Regions from separate parts of the Mus musculus genome. Here regions 1 and 3 are each linked to region 2. A link is a loop called in an ENCODE intact Hi-C map of the cell type or tissue named here. Cell type or tissue: heart. All regions are shown on one strand.

Evidence for each region. Peaks named below come from ENCODE experiments on the same cell type or tissue, not always from the same donor. Only the 100,000 strongest peaks of a DNase experiment are listed, where the experiment ranks them.
Region 1: it touches region 2 in a loop (3.0-fold over the local background); 3 of 42 quality-filtered maps call a loop at or near these places.
Region 3: it touches region 2 in a loop (3-fold over the local background); 12 of 42 quality-filtered maps call a loop at or near these places.

Annotation. Positions count from the first base shown.
Region 1 is chrX:164,073,142-164,081,141 of GRCm38, forward strand. Siah1b (siah E3 ubiquitin protein ligase 1B) reads right to left here and starts at 3,352. Exons shown (of 4, transcript NM_001308385.1): 1 at 3,046-3,352; 2 at 2,437-2,528; 3 at 149-209. In heart, no CTCF peak of the experiment used is centred here; DNase peaks (open chromatin) are centred at 3,070 and 3,380; H3K4me3 peaks cover 1,797 bases; H3K27ac peaks cover 1,193 bases.
Region 2 is chrX:163,905,472-163,913,471 of GRCm38, forward strand. Ap1s2 (adaptor-related protein complex 1, sigma 2 subunit) reads left to right here and starts at 3,546. Exons shown (of 6, transcript NM_001290379.1): 1 at 3,546-3,802; 2 at 5,858-6,036. The coding sequence starts at 5,858. It overlaps Gm52456 (predicted gene, 52456), which reads right to left and starts at 4,060. Exons shown (of 2, transcript NR_165469.1): 1 at 3,940-4,060; 2 at 2,639-3,827. In heart, CTCF peaks have their summits at 3,504, 4,120 and 7,517; a DNase peak (open chromatin) is centred at 3,620; H3K4me3 peaks cover 2,597 bases; H3K27ac peaks cover 1,594 bases; H3K27me3 peaks cover 395 bases.
Region 3 is chrX:163,823,829-163,831,828 of GRCm38, forward strand. It overlaps the pseudogene Gm20188. Among named protein-coding and RNA genes, the nearest start is that of Rnf138rt1, 66 kb to the left of the region's middle. In heart, a CTCF peak has its summit at 3,770 (motif pointing right); no DNase peak of the experiment used is centred here.

The DNA.
Region 1 (8,000 bases), 170 kb after region 2:
ATTTTTTTTTTTTTTGAGACAGGGTTTCTCTGTGTAGCTCTGGCTGTTCTGGAACTCACTTTGTAGACCAGGCTGGCCTCGAACTCAGAAATCTGTCTCCCCAGTGCTGGGATTAAAGGCATGAGCCACCACGCCCAGCGCACTTTACCTTTTTTTAAGGTTCCACATTCTTGGTCATTCTAGGTCTTGAGTGTACACCTGGTCTTCCCCTGTCAATGAAGTTGCCAGAAACAGTGAGTATTACCAAGGGTGCATTATCACTAGAGGACATATACTCAGGAGCGCAGCAAAGACCATAATATTTCCTGGGTAGAAATAGGTTGAGACAGTGTAGATAGCATCCTGAAAGCTCAATCAAGGCCTACTGTACATTATTTTTTTTCAAAACAATTTAGAAATATGAACATGGCTTACAGTATGGGAAGTCAATCAAATCAAGTTCCGCATCTGTGGGCCACTATTTTTGTTTTCTTGGTTAGGACCAAACCCAGCAAACAATCCTAATATGAACATTGCGATTTCAGGCCTTCAGCTTTTAACTTCCATACATAAAACCAAATCATAATAATAACCTGCAGAAAGAAAAGTCCCACTCACAAAAACATTAGTAACTAGATGAACATGACCTTTTAAGCCTAAGCACATCAAGTGCGAGTGTTCTGAATAACCAGGCGAGGGAGGGTGTAGGCATAACCAGCAGCCAGGAATGTATTTTGGTCAGGGCTAATTCCTTTCAGTGAAACTACAATCAATGCTGGAGAAAAGAAACTGCCAGTGGCAGTGTGTTCATGATGCACTTTCAAGCCTCGGGTGGAACTAACCTAGCACTAGTAATGAGTTTCCTCTCCTACATGAATTAATAAACTGCAAAGAAGTTGAGAAACCCTTAGAGCAAAGTAATGTTCAAAAACACTAATTCATTGTCAATAGTGGATACATATTAATCATTTAAAAGATATTAGACATTTCATTAAACTCATCAAGATCACATATACACAAGTCTTGTCTCCGTGGTTTTCTAACAACATCATCCTTCTCAGGGGAGGTCTGGACATGTCTTGAGACCCTTTTGAATGTGATCAGGGGAGGTCTGGACATGTCTTGAGACCCATTTTAGTGTGATCATTTGGGGGAAGGTGCTATTGAGAGGTCAGAAATGCCCTTTAATAGCTACAGGGCTCAGGAAGATGCACACAATGGAGAATAATTAAGTCCTGGAGCTGAGGTGGCTCCATGGTCAAAGGCTCTTCCAGAGGACCTGAGTGAGTTCCAGTCTCAGTGCCATGGCAGGCTGCTCCTACCTGCCTGTGACTCGAGCTCCAGGTGACCCAGCAGCCTCTTTCTACTTTAGTGGACTCATGCAGAAGCCTACACACATACCCATAGTTAAAACTAAAATTATTATCTCCTATTATAATTACTCCCTTCTGCCTGGCATTATCAGGACCTGGATATTGTTGGGATTCAGGAGTCACCCCACAAACCACATGAACACCAACCTCAGTCAAACAGGGATGGTTTATTAAACAACACACCGTAGGACTGACTGACACAGCTCAGACTTTGGGAACTATGACCCCAAACATTTCTCAGGGCCAGCTTATAAAGGCTAAAACAACTAAAACCACAATGAGCTCATATGCCAATGTTGGAAGTCACATAACAGTTCTTTAATTTGATAGGTCCTACTGGTGAAGCTTATAGTTGTGGAATTTCTTAAGATTAACAAACGTCATAACCTCGGAACATAACAAGGTATGTGGTCAGCATGACCCTGCTTTGAGTCAAGTTATTTTTCTGTGTTAATGACTGGTACCCATATTACTGCAACAATATGAAATAGCTGGCAGGCATGGAACAAAATGTCTACAGCTATGTTACGGCAGGAGACCTCAACAGACATAACTTACAGGAAAGGACTAGAGAGGGATGTGAGAAAAACCATCTTCTAATTCACTCCATTTTCCATGTTCACAGCAAGGCACACACTTACACACCATCCAGCTAGAATTAACCCTGAACTGCTTGAAAATGTTAAAAATCTAACCTCTGGACAGGTTGAGATCCACAGAAATAAACAGAAGTATAGAGACCTGCCTTATCAAAAAAAGACGACCTCAAACAGGCCACACTAGACTCTGAGATAGTTGACACTGGTTGCAACTCTCTCTCCGTTTCTGCATAACTTCAGCATGCTTAAAGTTTCAAAAAGAAAAGCTTTGTTGTGCATACTAGTCATGCTCACAGTTCTTCGGGCACACACATGCCAACCAAACTTTTGGATAGCAAAGGGGAGATTGGCAGACTTACAGTCCAGAAAGCAGGAGAAAAAGCAACCGTGGTTTTCAGAAGAGATTATTCAAACTAAGGTGTACACATTCAAATTATTTCTCAAGCTTTTTCAGGAAAAGACAAACGAGGTGGAGTTATACTTACAAGTTTCCAGCAGCTTCAGTCCAGTAGCCAGCCCTTAATGCCTGCTGTCATCCGGATCCCAGGCACTATTTTGAAGTTCCTGGTCTCTCGATCTGGAGTAGGGCACAAAAGAAAAAAAAAAAAAAGATGTTAAGAACTTGAGAAGTGGAGACGGGTCAGACTTGTGTTCCCGACACTACTGTGCTACCAATGCCCACCCTGGAGGGTGGCGTTATCCGTCCCCCCCCCCCCCAATCCGGATGAGTTCCAGCGTCTTCAGCCTCGGTGTCTAGAAATGCAGTCGCCCCATCTCCAAACCGGATCCAATCCCCAGGGGTTAGTTAGTGACCCTGTACTGACGAGAGCGCCCTGGGAAGCCGGTTCCTGGGGGAAGCTCGAGTAGCCCCTCCGTTATACTCTCGGACCTACATCTTTCGGGTCTCCCCGGACCAAGGTACCTCAAGACAGTGCGTGTAAAGGCCAAAGGGGTAGTCCTTGTCCCCACAGACAGGCCCTGCGACCCCGCGGCCGCGGTCACACACAGTCGCCCATCCTTACCGAATTCAACCTCCGCGCGGGCTCCCGGCACGAGGCTGCCAGCCTATGAGGAGCTTGCTTACGCCCCCTTACCTCACGCCGCAGCCTCGCGAGACCTTGACTCCTGACCCGCCCTCTGTCTTGGGCCCAGAAACCGGAAGTCCCGCCCTCCGGTAGCTCCGGTTCCGGCTCAATCCGGCTCTGGCTCGCTCCGGCTCCGGCTCCGGCTTTCGACCGCAGCTCTACAGGGAGACCGCTGAGGAGACCCTGAGAACAGCCACAAGTGACTTGCCCAGGCCTTTGATCTCGAACAGCGGCATGCGATCACCCTTGCGCCTAAGACCACAGGCCGATTTTCGCGCTCCGCCCATGTCACCAGCCCGCCTCCATCCGTCGCTTAGACCACGCCTTTTCCTCCGGGCTGTACCACTAGCTCCTTCTTATGGGTGATGCCGTTACCATGGTGCCGAAGCCTGGCTGGGTCACGTCACGTCACGTCCCCTCTTTCGTTAGACTTTCTTATTGGCCTATCAGAGCTTGGCTTGAGAGCAAGCTATGAGCCCGCCTCTCAAAGAGACCTCTTTTCCCCTGCAAGCATATTTTACTGCTTTAAGTCTAAGACACCTCAGAGGTTCCCTAATCACCTACCGTGGCCTTCACCTTGGCCGCCCCTCTCTCGCCAGATCGAGTGTCTCTCTTGAAAAAGGATACCCCAAAGTCCCTCTTGAAAACAGTCCAAATTCTAGATGCTAAATAAATAAATAAATAAAAAGTAAAGTAATGACACTTTTATTTTTTCGTGTTTCTGCCAGTGGTAATTTATGAGCAGAAACCGATGGGAAACAAAACTGCTTGCCCAGTGGTGGGGTTCAGTGGTGGAACTGAAACCTCGCAATTCCTTTTCGTGCCTTTTTTTTTTTTTTTTTTTTTTTTTTGGTTTTTCGAGACAGGGTCTCTCTGTGTAGCCCTGGCTATCCTGGAACTCACTTTGTAGACCAGGCTGGGCCTCGAACTCAGAAATCTGCCTGCCTCTGCCTCCCAAGTGCTGGGATTAAAGGTGTGCGCCACCATGCCCGGCTTTTTCGTGCCCTTTTAATGAGACCTGGGGAGCCAACCCAGTGTTTCTTCCAGCCTCTCACTCAGCAGGCTTTAAATTTTAGACAGGTACGTGGAGGAAGCACACTGCCCTTCTAGTTCTTATGACTTTTTCTAGGCACCAGCTCTCCCTCATACTATGAAGCTCTCTAGACTGCACCACACTTTCATCTCTGCTTTGAAGCCCTCCACCCCTACCCCATACTCCGACATTACTCTTATAATTTGGCTCCCACAGAGACAATGCTAACCCAAAAAACTCTGAATGGGCACACAGGGAGGAAAAAAACCGTTCCATTCGCTCTTTGTTCCTACATTCAAAATCTGTGACTATATTCTGAAAGTACAAGAAGCCTGAAAGAATCTTGAAGTTCTTTGCTTCAAGGACAAGATAAATAAATAAAAAAAGATGTGATAAGAGACTGGATAGGTGGAACCAGTGCTTGGTAAGAGCTGGTGTGTTGATCCAATCGGCAGGAGTAGCTGGGAGCATGAAACCACTGGCCATTTCCATAGTAGTTACTACAGCCCTCACACAATCAAATTCTCAACAAATATTCACTGACAATATCGCCTTTTCATTTGTGTGGAGGGTTACAAGTTTCCCCTCCATCACACAAAGATTAGTTCCATGTGTCAGCAGTCACGATTTTGTGATCACTTTAAAATATGAGTTTCCCTCTCCTCCACTTTCCACCCTTGTGTGGCTTGAAGACAGTGTGTGTATGCACAGGGTAACAATCCTGACCTTAGACGAGCACAGAGTAAAGAACAGGTTTTTGGTGTGTGTGTGTGTGTGTGTGTGTGTTTTGAGACAGGGTTTCTCTGTGTAGCCAGGCTTCAAATTCAGCTATTCACCTGCCTCTGCAGTCCAAGTGCTAGAACTACAGGTGTCTGCCCCCACCTCCAGTTTTTTTTTTATAACTCTAAATATTTTTTTTAAGATTTATGTTACGGGTGGTTGTGAGCCACCATGTGGTTGCTGGGATTTGAACTTCGGACCTTTGGAAGAGCAGTCATGTGCTCTTACCCCCTGAGCCATCTCACCAGCCCCTCACCTCCAGTTTTAAAGAATAGGTTTTAACAAAGCATTTTTATTAAGTTCACCCTGGCCCTGAGACCCCTCATTTATTTCTCAAAATGCCATCCATGTTTTTTGTTTGTTGGTTTGTTAGTTTCTGCCTCACCCTATAAACATGACTGTTTTGAATTTGATAGCATTATTTATCCTTCATCTTTCAGAAATGACTCGAAGCAGCCTACTAAAATGTACACAACATTCTACAAGAGAAGTATTTTAAAGATTTGGACATGGGGATAAATGAGGCGAATAAATAGGCATCCAATTGCAAATCATCAGATTCAAAACAGTACTTGAAGGTGGGAAGTAGATGCGGCTCTACGTTTCTAAAAGGGCTACAGAACAGAAGAAATGAAACTTATTTTAAGGTTTTAGAGTATTCATAAAAGCCGATCAAGATATGGGTTTCATAAAGCATACTTCCAAACACTTGTCCTGAGGGAAACTTGTGATTCCTTGCTGGGGACAAAGAGCTAATCAGACTCCCTGACAGGCAAACAGGTAAGAGTTTGGGGCTATGACTAGGCAATAGATGGTGAGTTTCCAAGATGGCTGGCTTCTTCCTCATCCTCCTGACCAGAGACTAATGACAGGCAGTTTAAAACAAAGGCCCAAGGTGGATCTCTCAGTTCGAGGCCAACCTGGTCTACAAAGTGAGCTCCAGAACAGCCAAGACTACACAGATAGACCCTGTCTGAAAAAAAAAAAAAGCCTGTTGGGCGTTTTTTCTCTTACTAGTAGGGACCCCCTTCCTGTCCAACAAGTCCAAGGCCAAAACGGAACCTGTTTCCCCCAGACATGTGGAGCTCTCAGCCTCCCTTCCCTTTGTTCAAACTGATCAACCTTAAACTGGGGGCAAGACCCATCTCAAAAGACCTTTAAAATGCCCAGCCCTCATTGAGGGCTGGACTTTACCTTCTTGGCTCTCCCCCTCTACTTTGTAGAGGGTCTTTTTCTCTGTGTCCTTTGTGCTCTGTATGTGTGTGTGTGTGTGTGTGTGTGTGTGTGTGTGTATGTGTTTCCTCACCCCAACTAAAAGTCTTTTCTTTACTGCTGATTTTGTCTGCTACTGTCTGCTGTGTCTGAGATTTCTCCCAATGTTACCTGATGCCCTGGAGATTTTCCCTGCCTTTTCACTTCTTAACTGGCTGAGAAAACAAACCCATTCAAGACCTCTAGACTGTAACCCATGAGGATGATGTGAGGTAAGTGGGAAGAAAGTGTCAATCCACTGACCCCTTTCATGTAAACCATTGCTACATTGACAATAAGTGAAATTTAGGAACTGCCTAAACTTTCCACTTCAACTGAGCTCCTGGGTCCTCTGGCGCCTTTAGAGTACTTTTAGGAAAAGCTGGTCTGATCAGCTGCATCTGCTTCCTTAAAGTTCCAGGTTAGTCAATGCCATTTTGAAAGAGTGATTCCATTTTGCTAGGGCATGGCTCTTTGGGCTTCATGTAGATTCTAAATCCAAAACAATGTCCTTCTATAATCCTTGCATAGCACACCTGAGCAACAGTGGAAACAGATGCACCTGCAGGACAGACGGGCAGTTAAGTCTTGCTTTTAATAGATGAAATTCATGATAACATCTCCATGCCCAAGGTGAGACACAGCTCATTGAATAAGTTGTCCTTTAAATTCCTGTCTTAAAGCCGAACATGGTGGCATACACCTTGAATCCCAGCACTTGGGTGGCCAGCCTAGTCTACATAGTAAGTTCGAGGATAGCCAGGGCTACATAGAGACCTCGCTTTAAAAAAACAAAACAAACAAACAAAAATCCTGCCTTAGAAAAGTTGGCAGAATTTCATTTACTTAATGGTTTCTCTGAATTAATTTTTATTCACAAGCAGTAGTGATTAACTTTCTCTGACTAACAAAAAATGTTAACCTGTGAAAAATAAAAGACAAAGGTCATCGTGATTACAGCTATTGATTAACTTACAAAATTTGATGAACTTTTAAATATGCTTGTGTATGACTTCCTTACCTTAAAATGAGCCTAGGATCACACTTCAGGCAGGCCCTGTGCCCAGGAGTAATTGACCAACATGAAATGGATTCCATGCTTTTTGGTTTTGTTTGGCTTCACGTTGTTTTCTTTCTTTCTTTCTTTCTTTCTTTCTTTCTTTCTTTCTTTCTTTCTTTCTTTCTTTCTTCCTGCTTTTTGTTTGTTTGTTTTAAATTTCATTTTCTGGTTTTTTTGGAGAGAGAGAGAGAGAGAGAGAGAGAGAGAGAGAGAGAGAAAAGAATCTTGGAGGACTTGGGCAAGAAGAGAATATGATAAAAATATTGTATAATTTCTGTAGATGTTTCTGGAAAGCTAGGCTTGTTCAGATTTTAGGGCACAAAGAGTTGAGATTCTCTTGAGTGTACACTGGAACACATATGAGCATTTGAATGTGGAAATGGAGTGAGTATAAATATCAGGAACAATGGGAGAGAGGAAGGGGCTTTTAAGACAGTTGGTCTCCAGTGTGCACACACTAATGCAAATAATCATGGGCTTTTGAATCGCTGGTATGTGTATGCTCATGGCTCCGATAACCAGGAAATTACTTTTTCACATTACCAATGTTAGTTAAAAGACAAATGAACTTATGTTAGTAGTAATTGCAGGACTGACACACATACAAACTGACAGGGATGGTAGCAGCATGCACAGGGCCTGCACAGGTTGAAGCCAGTTTATTTTAATAGAGCCTCACTGGATATACAAACCACACTTAAGGGAGGCCCCAGGCCTGGCTATACGTGGGTAACACAGAACAAAAATAGAGATTTGGGGAGATCTTTTTGTCTCTTAATGGTTTGTCTAGGCATGTGTGTATGTGATATATATATATGTGTGTGTGTGTGTGTGTGTGTG
Region 2 (8,000 bases):
ATGGACTCCAGGTGGTGACAAGCCAGATATTACAGGTACTGTCAAGGATACCCTTATCCCAGGAAGAGGATAACCTAATAATACTTTGTATAGAAAGAGCATCCGTTCTCCATTTTTCTCTAGCTCACTGTTGAGGCCTCTGGCAGTGATAGAACTATTTTTGAAAGGATCTAGTTTACAAACATTCATCATTTTATGTCTGCCCTCCCTCCGGGACAACATTTTTTTATCATGAGATATGCAAATTTATAAACTCTAAGCATCATTTTTTGCACATAACTTATATACTGATTTAATGCTGGATTCTATTATTGGTAATTTCTAAGTAATCTAAAGGCTGGCTAAAGGAACTCCGTATAAGTCAGTACTATAGAATGCATCTCTAACTAAATGGGTTTTAGCTACTTTAGGATTTGTCATTTAAAAATTGAAATAAAATATACTAATCTCTCTTGTTACATTCTACCTCAAGATTCTATCCATGGAAATCCACTATTGTTTCTGGAGGTTGCTTCCTAGAATCGAAGAAGGCTTCTTCAGCTTCTAGGCTTATTTCAGATATCATTTACTGCAACATTACTATAACCTCTCCTTACTTCTACTTGAATACCCCATATTTTCAATTTTTTAACTTTTTAAGTAAAAAGTATTCCAATATGTTGATAGTACACCCTGATATCCTTATTGACTTCATCATACGCATGTCCCATCAAACCATCCATGTGGTCACTTTTTAGTTATCTTTATAAATGTAATTTTACGTACAATGGTGTTTTGCCTACATGCATATCTGCACATCTCTTGTGTTCCTGGCTTCCAGAGAGGCCTAGAGCACACCCCAGAGTCTTCTGGAAAAGCAGCCAGTGTTCTTAACCAATGAGCTGCCTCTCCAGCCTCATGCGGGCATGTTTAAACACTGCACTGTTTTCCCCTTTTCATTTAGTCATATTTTGAGATGAAACAGACATAAAAATGTATGGGTATCACAAATTTAACAGGAAACTAAAATTATTTATTAAAACCTTAGATTTTATAGTATCCAAATTTTATTGCTAAAAAATAGCATCTCTATTTTACCATCGTGTCTTGTGTTTAGCATACATGACAGCAAAACAATTTTTGAAATTTAACAAACAATTACAAATTCTGGTTATTAATTTTTCACACATGATTTTGTATAGTTTTCCATAGTTGCATAAAGAAGGCAATATCACCTTGAAAACAAACACAAAGGAATAATAAGATTATATATTGACATGACAGATGAAAAAGGTAGTGGGTCAGAAGATTATATATATATATATATATATATATATATATATATATAACAAAGCCTACAATTTGAAAATGTGGAAATCAAAGTCAAACTACTTAATTACTAACAAAGATGGCAGCCGTGCTTCCTTTTGTCTTTCACAGTGAATGCACCATTAGCACTTTGAACTAAGACTGGGGAATAAACCATCTATAATCTACTGAAAAAGACCATCTGCTTCTATAAATTTTGTTCTCATATACTTGCCAAAGGAAGAGAACGTATTAACAAAATAATGGGCCCTGCTCTGTTAATTGTAGGTTGTTTGCAGTTTTGCTGTTGGTATTAGAATTTAATAAGCCATTCCTTCTGCTAAATTAATAAGCAGCCAAGATTATGTAATAGCTGCTTTCAGCTGCTAATTATTTTCCCATAATTCCTTCTCTACCCCCCAGCCCTCCCCACTTTCTCTCTCTCTCTTTTTGGCTAGGAACACAGAAATGAGACTGCCAATTTGCAAGTCTCCCATAATTTCCAGAGCTACTAACCAACATTAGTAACACATCCAATGAGTTTAAACTTGGGAGGTGGTGACTTAGGCACCCTGAGGACGTAGGTGTTTTGAACACAAAAAGGAAAGGCAGTGTTTAGAATTAGAAGGCCGTTTTTCATTGTGTAATATCATTGCTATCTTTGAACTGGCTAATGACATCTGTTTCTTGTGAGAAAGTACATTGGCATTTTAGAGGCATGTTTCAACAATAAACAGAGAAATTTGGGCCGGGGACCTAAAGACCTACCAAAAGCCAATTCTGCTTTCTATTGACCACTTTAATACTCCAGTATATTTCACTCACACACGTTTGTAGGAAACTTTCCAAGCAGCATAGTATTGCTGAAAAGGGGAAAGTATTCTAGTTTTATTTTTGCTAAACAAAAGCATATACAAAATGACCTCAAATTCCTAACGTATAAGATCCTATTACATTGGCACTCTAAGACATAAAAATGAACATTGATGTCTAATAAGGGGGTTCTTTACATTAAGTAAACACAGCTTCGCTAAAAGTGTAGCATCTTTTTTTTCTTACATTAGTTAATTTACAATTCCTGTTTAGTAATCTCTGCAAAGAAAGGCATGCCCAATGAATACTCTGTTCTGGCTTTTGTTGTAGGGACAGAGGTGACAGTAGTAATGAGTAGCATTTGACAGGGGAAATCCATGGCTGTCCAAGCAAGGTCACCTAATCCTGTGGATCTCCATTCCCCTTATCTATAAAAGATGAGTTGAACTCGATGATCCATCCATTCCACCATTCAAATAAAACACAGACATCCATCATACGCCCAGACTAAGTCAACATTTCAGCTTTTTAACAAGTCTATCATCATTTTATAATTTTATTAGACAACTCACATTTATCAGTAGTGTTAAAACCAGGCAGAGAACTAGGTTGTTAAACGAATAAAATCCAAGGTGCGCTAAACAGAAGCATGTGGGTAAAAGAGGAATTCGTTGTTCCGGGGCTTTAGGGTGAGGCTTTATAGATGTGACATTAGAGGAAGGACATGCCAAGGCGAGCGAGTCATCAGCCAAGGCTAAACTGGAACCCGGGATGGGGAAGGTGCGGGCGAGACCGTGAGAAGGAAGCGGGATCTAAAAGGACTAAGCGCTGTCTGGATTTTTTTTTTTTTTTTTTTTTTTTTTTTTTTTTTTTTGCAGCAGAGAGCGGACTACAACTCCTCCAGTCCGCCGCACTGCTGGGGGAAGCAAGCCCTGAAGAGAGGCTCTAGCAAAGCTTGTGGCGAGAAATGTCTAGGTTAGCTGGGGCTGGAAAGGAGGGGCCTCCCTGCAAACGCGGGCACGAGCACCGCGACAGCGCTGACTTGTTTTCCCCTGAGTTGCAGCACTCCTGTCCTTGGCTCCCACCATCATCGCCGACTGTCACACCTCCCCGCCCAACCCTCTGGAGACCCACGGAGTCACTGGCGCTCGGAATCAGCCCCTTTGCGGTGCGGACCATCCTTTAGCCTGCACCACGGGGTCAGCTAAGGGCGCCGCGGAGCCCCATCACCCTGCCACGGAAGGAGCCAGGACAGCCGCGCGCGCCGCGTCCCGGCAGCACAGCCCGAAGTACGCAAGCGCGCTGGCCACAGCCTAGGCCGCTTCCGGGTCACGTGGCCAGACTTCCGGCCCTCGCCACGCCTACCCTGCGGTTATTTGACCAATCGGCTTCTCGTTCTTGCCGGCAACAGCGCTCACTCTAGAGGCGGTTGGCGCCCCCTCGGCAGCTTGGCGCGCGGTCTCCGGTCCGCCTCTCCGCTCGCCGCAGCCCGGGCTCCTCCTCCGTCCAGCCTCCAGGGCGGGATCTGTCGGCTCGCCCTACCCTCGCAGCCTAAGCCTGCCCTCCACCAGACGGGTCCCCTCCCCGCGGCACCACGGCTTCCCTTCCACAGCACGGCGACGGGGGCTTCCCCTCAGCAGCTGCCGGCGCCTCAGTCTCCGCGGCCAGCCCAGCTCCGCCGCGTCCGCGGCCCGCCGCCGCCGTAAGTGCTGAAGGAGTCCGCTGAGCTGGCAGGGATGGAAAGAGGGAGTGATGGCTGGGACGCGCCCCCCGCCGCCCCGTGAGCGCCCCGACGACCCCACCCCGAGTCCTCCCGGGGCGCCGCGCCCCGAAACTCACTTCTGCCGGCGGTAGCGCTCCGCTCTCCACTCGGCAGCGCGCCGGTGATGCAGGGGAACCGGTCCTAGGTTCCGCGGGGACCCCGCGGCACCTGTGGTTCGCTGATCGCCTCAAGTTTGACGGGGCGTTTTGGGGAGGGGCTGGGGTGACGGCGACCGAGGACTTGGCGCCCCTGGCGGGCCAGCGGATGCCATTGTCTCTGCTCCACTCCTTGCCGGTCACCTCGCCCAGCTTTGGGTACTGATGGAGTGTAGTCCCGGGAGGAGGGGAGGCGTCCGAGACTGCGGGACCCCAGGGATGCTGGACCAGAGCCCACTCCAAGGCTGAGCTCATTGTTGGGTTTTTTGTTTTGTTTTGTTTTGTTTTTGTTTTAATACCAATCTGGAGAAATTGTTGTCCCGGGATTTGCGGCAAAAATCAAAGCGAGGGAAAAGGAATACTTGTGCCGCGGGTTTCGTCCCATGTTAGCACATCATTTGTTTTGAGGAAAATGCTTGGTTTCTTCGTCCTCCAAAGTGGTAGGGCGGATACTGGACCCCGCTACAGATAGCCTAGAGCACACCCCAGTCATTAGCAAACCATCTCTCCTGGTCAAGATTTAAGAAAACCGATCGGTCCCTTCCCCAAGTTCTGATAACGGTTTGCGTTCAATGTCCAGTTCTTTCGATGCCGTTCTTTTCGATGCCGCTGTCTTCAGGACTTACAAGGGTGGCACTTTGCTCTCAATGAATTATATAGTGTTGTGTGGGGTAATAGCCAATTTTAACTTTATTAAAGTTAAATGGCTACGCCATAAATATCCGGATGTTTTCTTGATGCCTTTTTGGGATATTGCGAGGTGGATTTCCTGTCTAGAGCCAATTTGATTTTATATTAGTTACGTAAATTCCTCCTCCGGGTGTTCAAATTTAAGGTTGTGTGGTGAATATTAAGAATCGCCCTTGGGTGGATCTTACTTGCACTGTCACTGTTAAAGGAACTTAAAAAGGTTAAAACAAAACACCTATCCAAATTTTACCTTCAAATTAGCTTTACAATACAGCTCGCTTTTACCAGTTGAATTATAAAATACATGCCTTAGAAAATATAGACTGACCAACAGACATGCAAATACTAAGTAAATCAATGCAAATTAGCTTCGGTATAAAACATACTCAAATCCAGCATAACATTCAAATGTGGTTTTTGTTTTAAAAGAAGTATTCTGTGCACTGTCCCAAAAATTTGTTGTTTTAAATTAAATATCTTGTGTCTCGATATGAGTAACTTTGAATAAAGCTTTTTAAGCGTGTATTCTCTTTTACATACATTAACTCAGTTCTTGAGTGCTTGTTTGTGTTGGATTTTATGAAATGCAAACATAAAAATCGGGCTTTTGTCTTTAAAATGTGTTGTTTGTGAGATCTTTTTGATTAATATTGTGATTTTGCTTAAAATATGCTAGCATAAATTGAAGGGAATGCTTTAAATGACAAGCAGTTTTTCTGCAAGAAATTCAGCCTGGAACTAGAATAGCCTCAGGGTGAAAAATAGTAGGTCTCCTCTTCCTAGACATGTAAATCAACATCCTAAATCAACTACCTGATGTCTGCATTTGCCTTTAATGCACATAGAGTGGTGGAGTGTGGAACAGGTAGAAAATTGTTTCTTGAAATTATCAGAGTTTTTGTTCTTCAAAATTTTCACTCCAGCTTACCACCTGTTCTGATTTCCACACACTCTTCCACACTTACCTACATATAGTAAGATCTTTCCAATAGAATTTCCTGCTATTATAACCTGCGTAGAAATGTTGATGGCTTATTGATCATGTGTCAGGGTGTTTACTGTACCCCCAAAGCAGCTCTGAAACATCATGTGATCTTGACTGTTGATCCTAGGTAATTGTATGTAATTTTGATTTTATTTATTTTAACAGATGCAGTTTATGTTGCTTTTTAGTCGCCAGGGAAAGCTTCGACTGCAGAAATGGTATGTCCCACTGTCAGACAAAGAAAAGAAGAAGATCACAAGAGAACTTGTTCAAACCGTTTTAGCACGGAAACCCAAGATGTGCAGCTTCCTTGAGTGGAGAGATCTGAAGATTGTTTATAAAAGGTATTTTTGTTTTTTTTTATCAGAAAGGTAAAATACTGTCAAATATTAGGGTTATTTCTAATGAGGAAATTGCAGACTTTTATGTCAATAAACAAAGATTAATAAATATTAAATGAAATAAATTTAAAGGAAAACTTTCCATTTAAAAATAAGTAACTGCTATTTTGATTGCTTGCCTTAGGCTGAAGCAATAGCAGCAGGGAATCATTTTTAAATTAATTATATAAAAAAGACAGACAATTATTCCTGCTTAATCACCATTTTAGAAAAATTTAGTAAATTCATTACTGGGGTAAATAGGGTATTTTAAATTTTTAAGTACTTCGCTAAATTCTTGCATGCATAGATAACAGTGTAATAATTCCTTGTTATAACAAATCTATAAAATAATTACTGATATTTGGTATTTCTTTTCTGACTTTTAGAATTAATCTTATTCATAAAGATCCTGGACACATAGACCATCTCAGTATACAGATGTTTAAATACTTTGTGTATATATAGAATGTCTTTCCTAGTAGCATTTATTAATTTAAAATAGACTTTTTGCTGTGAAGGAGTTATGTTTAGATATGATAATTTTACCAAGGATAGATTTTTTTTAAAGTGATGTTTCAAAATAACTTGTAAAAAAATAGCTTTTTTACACAGTTTTTTCTTTAATGCTACATATCTTTATTTTGTTGGTAACCAAAAGTTTTCTAAGCAGTTTAAAAGAAATATAATTTCTTCTTTTATAGGATTTTTTTGAGGGAACATTTCCTTATTTCTTCCCCATTTCTGGTCCCCTTTGAATAATTTACTGAATTCAACATAAAAGCATTTCTTCATATAAAACATGGTCTTGTATGGGGAGTACTCAGAGAACAGTATGCAATTCAGTGATGGTGGAGAGAAGTGTAATTTTCTATCACTATATTTCAAATATGGGTGTGTTTTATGGAAGAGGTGGCAGGGGAAAACAGAGATTAATAGGACATTGAGACCATTAGACTTCTTCTTTCATAGTAAATTTCATCAGCTTGGGTGATTTTTGTATCCAATGTTTGGTTTAGTATTTGTTGAGAAAGATCATACATAGCATTTGAGAACTGGAAGAATCCTTAAGAACACACTTACAATCTTTTTGCCCAGGGTTAGAATCTTGAATAAAGCAAATAGAAATAGAATTGCTTTTGTGGAATCAGAAAAAGGAACCTTGTACTCTGGCTCAGTTGGTCTCTGCTCTCTGCACAAGAGACAGGTACTGGATTTGAAAAAACAGTTTATTGTTCAAATTTCAATTTATAAAAGATGAGAATTTGTGAGTGGTGACTTGGCCCAAGGTCATATACTAGTGATGGGCTTTGGGCTACAATCTAAGTCTTAAATGTGGAGGCAATAGTTTTAAATAGGTGTGGAAAGACATAGAGATCAGATTTGCATTTTCTGCAAAGAGTGCAGTAAAACAATGGCTGAGGAGTGGGCTGAGACTGGCACCTGCAGGATCAGTAGGGGACTGCATGATGATTGGTTCCTGAGCTGAGAGGCCAGAAAGACCTCTGAGAGACCTGTTACCTAGGAAAGGAAGTGGAGTCACCATGTGGCCTTTTATTGTTCCCTTGTTCTCTGATGGGATGGGGTGGGAATAGACATGGAACTTGAGGGTGGAAGTTAGACATAGCATAGCAGATAATCAGCAGGTGGAAGGGATAAAGAAGCAGCCGAGTGTGTCAGGTCAGTAAAGTCATGGAGGCAGAGCGACTTGAGAGTAAGAACACTAATGCCAGGTTTACATGAAGGTCACTAAGACTGAGAGCTCTTGGAGTCTTACGGTGAGCGTTTCATGCATTGACTGTTGCCAGAACATTTTCAGTGGAGTAGAGACAGAACTTTTGATATAATGAGGCAAAGGTGGAGAGGTGGAGAAATCAAAATAGCATGTATAGAGAGTATATAGGAGAGCTTTGCCAAGGCCAGAAGAG
Region 3 (8,000 bases), 82 kb before region 2:
GTGCTGATTCCTCATGGGTCTCCTGGGAGCTTTGGCTACAATTCATCTTTATCTTATCTGCTCCTTTTAGCTGCTGATCAAATAATAAAACAAAGCTTTTTCAGATGAGGAGATGAAGACTTGCAGGAATGACTTGGGAACTTCCTGTGACAACTGAATTGATCTCATCACGACCTCAATGACTATAGACCTAGGAATCTCATTCTGGTTCTAAAACTCAGCCTTTCCGTCACGCTGGAATACCTTTAGGTCTAGACCCAACTATAGTCAACTCAGCATAGCCAAAGGTAGTTCCAGAGCCATGAAGAAATTAATCTGTTCTACTGTATGGGCATTTACCCCATCTCATTTCTTTGGCAAACATTTAGACATTGCATGACATGACCAGACTCTCTGGAACCCAGCAGATGATGAATAGTGGAATGGTGGAAATCAGCTGCAAAACCCAATCCATAAGAGTGCTACTTCTTAGTACTGGTCACACAGAATCACCTGAAGAGCTTACAAAAACACCACCTGAACCAAGTGCAGACCAAAGCAATCACAATTTACAGGAACTGAACTAGAAAGTCTTTTGAAATCCCTTGCTGCTTCCTCCCTCCCTCCATCCCTCCCTCCCTTCCTTCTTCCCTCCCTCCCTCCCCTCCTTCCCTCCCTCCATTCCTTCCTTCCTTCCTTCCTTCCTTCCTTCCTTCCTTCCTTCCTCTCTCCCTCCTTCTCTCCCCTCTCAGGTTTTGAAATATGATCTTACTTTCTAGCTCTGCTGGAATCCACTATGACGCCCAAATTGGCATCTAACTCATGGTGCTCCTCTTTGTCTCAACCTCCCAAGTGTTAGGATGGCAGTCAAGAACCACATCTAATTGATCCTGACTTTTGCTTTCTCGCCCTGGGAACACAGCCACTGTGCTGTGAGGAAGCATAAGCCACACGAAGTACCAATGACTCTACCCTATCTGATGCCATGGCTAACGGCCAGTATGAAAACCAGAGTAATGAATGAGTTAGCCTTTGATAATTCAAGTCTCGAGTTACCTCAGCTAATTCCACAGTAGATCAAAGACAAGATATCTTCATTAATTTTCCTATTTTAAGGAACTGAAAGATGCCTTCACAGCACTAGATAGCTAGAATGATTGTATCCTGGTTTTAGATATGGAAATGAAGACAGCGAGATCAGACGTTTAGGCTACATAGGGTAAGCAGACAGTAAGAAGCAGAAACAATTCTGGGTCGAAAATCTGGACTATATCATTAGAATGAATCTCCTGTTCAGCCAGTAACTGAAAGCAAGGGTCTATAAAACCAAAACTCTCTAGAACTCTGAAAATAACCCAATTCCTTGTGTCTTCAAGCCCAGAGCAACACAAGAGCAAGAAGGGAACAAAGATCTGCTCTTACTACCACCTCTTTAATTTGTTTGTTTCATATTTTAAAACAGGGTATTACTTTGTATTCTTTGCTATCCAAGAACTTTCTAAGTAGATGAGGCTAGCCTTGAACTCAGAGAGATACGCTTGCCTCTGCCTCTGGATGCTGGGTTTAAAGGCATGTGCCAGCATCCTCTTTGTATAAGCTGAGGAAAGCCTAGAGAAATATGACCTGCACATATTTCTTTGTCCATATAATTATGATAACATTTCGTTTTAAAACCTATTTTATTTTGTACTTAATTTCTCCAGCAATGATGATCCATTTCATCAGTCACCTTTGAAATAATGGATTTGAAAGGCTCATTTATAAAGTGAAAGTACTGCATTGAGGCCAGTGAGATAGCTCAGCCAGTCCAAGTCAGAAGGAGAGAACCAGCTCCTGAAAGTTGTTCTCTGACCTCCACATGCACATTGTGGCATGTGTGTACACATGCACACACATTAGATAAACATAATTTTAAAAGTTAAGAAGTACTACATTCCACGTGCTTTTAAATTTTCTCCTTTGAGGTTATGTTATGTTGTATACCCTTGCGTTTAAAGATTATGCACCTTGAAATTATTAAAAACAGAATTATTGAATCAGAAGAACTTTTTAATTTGATTTTTATTAATTAAAACACCCACTTAAATGTGAATCATTTAATTCAAATAATTGCATTGTTTTCTTTTAATTTTCTACTTATCATGAGGGAGGGAGACACAAATACCATGCAGGTCAGTGGGCAATGTAGAGTAAGTTCTCACCTTCCATTATGGAATAAGGGATGGAAATCAGGTGATCAAAGTTACACCTCAAGTGCCTTTATTTGGCAAGTCATTTCACTGAACCTTATTTGTTTATTGTAGATATACTTGTTCCTAATTTGGTATCCAAGACCCTAATTTGGTCTTGGTGTTCCCATCTATCTGGTTTCTCTTCTTAGTCTTTGCTTGCTTCTCTTTTCTTGAATGTTCCAAGGCTCAGTCCCATCTCTCTTTTCCTGTCTCTCTCCACAACATCACTCTAACTCAACTTCAAATTCTACATACATAACTATCTTCAGCTATATCCCCACATGCATTCCTCTTCAACTTCTAGGTTTTACAATCTAATCATGTACTCAACAGACGTATGTGATGACCGTCTCAAACTCACCATCTTAAAGTCTTCTCCCTGAAACATTGGCTCTACCAACAGCCTTCCCCATCTCAGAGAATATCAATAATTACCTTTCAGTTACTGAGGGAAACAACTTGATACTTTCTCAAGTTCACCCTATTCATGAAGAAACTTTGAGAACTTTACTTTGAAAATGTCCAGGTGCTTACTACTCCATTTGTATTGCCATGATCCAAGCACCTTGCCCCTTGCTAGGAAAACTGTAATAGTGCCCCTCTTCAGTATGTCTCCTTGCCTAAAGTTATCCCTTCCCCATACTACCTAGCAGCCAGGATGGACTTTTGGCAGCCAAAGCAAGATCTTGTTGTGTTCTCAGCTCAAAAATTCTCCAGTGGTTCTCCTTTTCCTCCCACACTCAGTGTCCCTTATCACGTTCCACACTTTTTTATATTTCCATGGCTAGTACCACATTTTTAAAAGAGTTGTATAAAACATTTAATTTATTGATCTTTTGGGGAAATTTGACACGCCATCACTGTATCCCAATGGAGTCATTAATCTTGTAGCTTGGATGACATTAGCTCCTTCGTTTTTATGGTGCTGTTGAGGAATCAGCTCTCTGCAGAAGCTCAAGAGAATGGCCTTTGGAGAAATATGCAAGTTCCATCTAGATATTTTCAAAAGCTCTGTTCACTCTTTTCTCCTTTTCATTGTTCACAGTGTTTATCTTCACAAGATTAGTGCTAACATGTTTGGTCTTGGTTTTTATTTTGTTTTGTTTTGTTTTTATTTTTTACCTTGAAGCTTTTTTGTCTGGCTGTATGAAATACATTCCTGGACTTCTGCCCTCTTAATTTGCTCTATGCCATTGGCTCGTGTATCCCATGTGGCTACTGAAGCTCTGGGTATGCAATCCAAAGGTACAGTCAGTATCACTTTTCAACATGGTATATGGTTTCTATATTGCATCTTTTGTTTGTTATCATCTTGAAAAAAAGCTCCACAAGGGCACGTTCTTCCCTCCTATATCCCAAGAGTCTATGCCACTTGCTTCATATTACATAAATGAAAGAAAGTAGTATTACTCTTTAGCCTGAATGCTCCTTAACCTACGTGGAAAGATACTAGGACAATAAGTGACAATTATCCCTCATTGTCAACCTCGCCATAATCTAGAATTACCTGGAAGGGCCTCTAAGCATATCTGTGGGGGATTATCTTTATTATGTTAGTTGAGATAGCAAGACTCAGCAACTGTAGGTGGCACTGTTCCCTAGGCAGGAGATCCTGGGCTATATAGGAGTAAAGAAAAAAGACTTGAGCAATAACGTGTGTGTGTGTGTGTGTGTGTGTGTGTGTGTGTGTACATTCATTGTTCTCTCCTGACTGTGCATGTAACAGGATCAGCTGCTTTAAGTTCCTGCTGCATTGACTTCCCCAGTGTGGTGGACTGTACCATGAGCTGTAAGCTAAAAATAAAAGCCCTTTCTTCCTTAACTTCCCCAGCCTATTTTATCAGAACAACAGAAAAGCAACTAAGACAGATACCATAACTCTATGCACACACACCTAACTCCACCCTCATGAATAGGTTATTGACTGCTGAGCCCCTAGGATCTTTATATAAGAGTAGCTAGCATCTGTCCAGAATCTGTCAGTCTCCTTATTTCTGTTTGTGAATACCTGCAAGTTGTCAACAGGAAAGTCTCAAATGCAAATAATTTTCATTGAAAATGTTTGTGGTAAATGAACTCACATGATATGTACTCACTGATAAGTGGATATTAGTCAAGAAACTTAGAATACCCAAGATACAAGATACAATCTACAAACACATAAAACTCAAGAAGAACGAAGACCAAAATGTAGACACTTTGCCCCTTCTTAGAATTAGGAACAAAACCATGGAAGGAGTTACAGAGACAAAGTTTGGAGATGAGACAAAAGGACGGACCATCTAGAGACTGCCATACCCAGGGATCCATCCCATAATCAGCCTCCAAACACTGACACCATTGCACACACTAGCAAGATTTTGCTGAAAGAACCCTGATATAGCTGTCTCTTGTGAGACTATGCCAGGGCCTAGCAAACACAGAAGTGGATGCTCACAGTCAGCTATTGGATGGATCACAGGGCCCCCAATGGAAGAGCTAGAAAAAGTACCCAAGGAGCTAAAGGGGTCTGCAACCCTATAGGTGGAACAACAAATATGAACTAGCCAGTACCCCCCCCCCCGGAGCTCGTGTCTCTAGCTGCATATGTATCAGAAGATGGCCTAGTCGGCCATCAGTGGAAAGAGAGGCCCATTGGTCTTGCAAACTTTATATGCCTTAGTACAGGGGAACGCCAGGACCAAGAAGTGAGAGTGGGGGGGGGGAGGGGAGTGGGGGGAGGGTATGGGGAAATTTTGGGGTAGCATTGGAAATGTAAATGAAGAAAATACCTAAAGAAAAGAAAAGGAAAGGAAAGGAAAGGAAAGGAAAGGAAAGGAAAGGAAAGGAAAGAAAAGAAAAGAAAAGAAAAGAAAAGAAAAGAAAAGAAAAGAATTCCACCTCACACCAGTCAGAATGGCTAGGATCAAAAATTCAGGTGACAGCAGATGCTGGCAAGGATGTGGAGAAAGAGGAACACTCCTCCATTGCTGGTGGGATTGCAAGCTGGTACAACTACTCTGGAAATCAGTCTGGAGGTTCCTCAGAAAACTGGACATAGTACTACTGGTAGGTCCAGCAATACCTCTCCTGGGCATATACCCAGAAGATGTCCCAACTGGTAATAAAGACACATGCTCCACTATGTTCATAGCAGCCCTACTTACAATATCCAGAAGTCCCTCAACAGAGGAATGGATACAGAAAATGTGGTACATTTACACAATGGAGTACTACTCAGCTATTAAAAACCATGAATTTATGAAATTCTTGGGCAAATGGATGTATCTGGAGGATATCATCCCAAGTGACGTGACCCAAACACAAAAGAAGTCACTTGATATGCACTCACTGATAAGTTGATAGTAGCTCAGAAACCTAGAATACCCACGATACAACTTCCAAAACACAAGAAAATCAAGAAAGAAGACCAAAGCATGGATACTTCATTCCTCCTAAGAATAGGGAACAAAATACCCATGAAAGGAGTTGTAGAGACAAAGTTTGGAGCTAAGACGAAAGGATGGACCATCCAGAGACTGCCCCACCCAGGGGTCCATCCCATAATCAGCCACCAAGCGCAGACACTATTGCATATGCTAGCAAGATTTTGCCTGAAAGGACCCTGATATAGCTGTTTCCTGTGAGGCTTTGCCAGTACCTGGCAAATACAGAAGCTCACAGTCATCTATAGAATGTAACACAGGGCCCCCAATGTAGGAGCTAGAGAAAGTACCCAAGAGCTGAAGGGGTCTGCAACCCTATAGGTGGAACAACATTATGAACTAACCATTACTCCCAGAGCTCGTGTCTCTAGCTGCATATGTAGCAGAAGATGGCCTAGTCAGCCATCATTGGGAAGAGAGGCCCCTTGGTCTAGCAAACTTTGTATGCCCCAGTACAGGGGAATGCCAGGGCCAAGAAGTGGGAGTGAGTGGGTAGGGGAGCAGGGCAGGGGGAGGGTATAGGGGTCTTTTGGGATAGCATTTGAAATGTAAATGAAGAAAATATCTAATGAAAAAAATTTTTAAAGTAAAAAAAGAAAGAAAGAAATTGTGGTGTCCTGTTCCCTTTCTCATGTCCTTCCTTTGAGCCTCTAAACCAACGGTTCTCAATCTTCTTAATGCTGCAACCCTTTAATACAGTTTCTCATGTTGTGGGAACCCCCAACCATAACATTATTTTGCTGCCACTTCATATCTTTAATTTTACTACTGTTAGGAACCATAATGTAAATATCTGATATGAAGGATATCTAATGTATGACCCCCAAAGGAGTTACAACCCATACATTGAGAACCACTGCTGTAGACTGAGAGGCAAGCCAGAGGAGTGGCTAGATTCATCTAATCCATTCCCTCATTAAGTATTATGATATCACTCCCAGAAGATGTCAAACACCTTACTTTTCATGGTGGATAGATCATGTAGACCAAATATCAACTAAACCAAAGCAGGCATAAATGACACTGCAGACCAGTTGGATGCAACAGACATATAAAGAACATTCTATCCAACAACAGTAGAACAAGGATGCTCCTCAACTTCCAGTGTGGATACATTCTGATGTTCCCACTAAACCTGCAAATGCCACACAAACCACAAATGTATTTAACACATGTAACACCAGACATCTAATTTACCCTAGCCTGCCATAAGTTTTCTCAGAACATCTTAACCTACCACTGAGCAAATTCATCTAACACTAAACCTATTTTATAAAAATAGATAGACTGTTTCTTGTAGCTTACTGAATATTACTGAGTGAAAAAAACAATAATTGTATGGGAGTGCTTTATCTAAATGTTTGTATATGTATATGTCTGTGGTACACATGCATGCATGGGGACATACATGAAGGGTACATATGCATGGGTATGCAAATGCATATGGAGTCTTAATGCTGACATCAGGTGTCTTCCTCAATCGTGTGCCACCTTATATACTGAGGGTCTTCTATAGTGAGGGCCTTCAACTGAACCTCAGACATGTCATTTTAGCTCCTCTGACTAGCCAGGTTTCCTGGCTTCAGTTCTCATGAGATGGGATTACAGAAGGACCATGCCCACATGGTTCTTATGTGAGTTCTAGAGATCTGAACCCCAGTACTCACATTTGCATGGTGTGGTAGTTTGGATGAGAAAGGCCCCTATATGCTCATACATTTGAATGCTTTGTCCCCAGTTGGTAGAACTGTTTGGGAGGGATTAGGAGGTGTGGCTTTGGAAGAGGTATATCACTGGGAGCATGCTTAGAGGTTTCAAATGACTCTTGTGATTCTCAGTGGCTTTCTCCCTCTAGTTTATGGTTGTGAATTAAAATGTGAGCTCTCGCCAGTTCCTTTGCTCTGTCATCGTGGACTCTAATTCTTTAAAACCATTACCCAAATTAATTGCTTTCTTTTATAAGTTTACTTGGTCATAAGTTTGATCACAGCAATAGAAAAATAATTAAGATACATGGAAAGCATTGTATAAGCTGATCCATCCATTCTCCCCATCCCTGCTTTATCAAAATTTTAAAATCATCATCATTTGATGAAAACATCAAAGTTGAACCATCATAAGTCAGAGCCATCTACACACATTTTTCTCAAGTGTACATAGAAAATTCGCCACAATAGATCACAGAATAGGTCATATACTTGTTTGGATGAGAATGTCCCTCATAAGCTCTGATGTTTGAATATTTACTACCTCGCTGGTGGCACCATTGGGGTAAGTTTAGAGTGTGTGGCCCTGCTGGAAGAAGAAACATGTCACTGCAGGTGGACTTTGAGTGAAACTCATAATGTTTCCAGCTCCTCCTGCC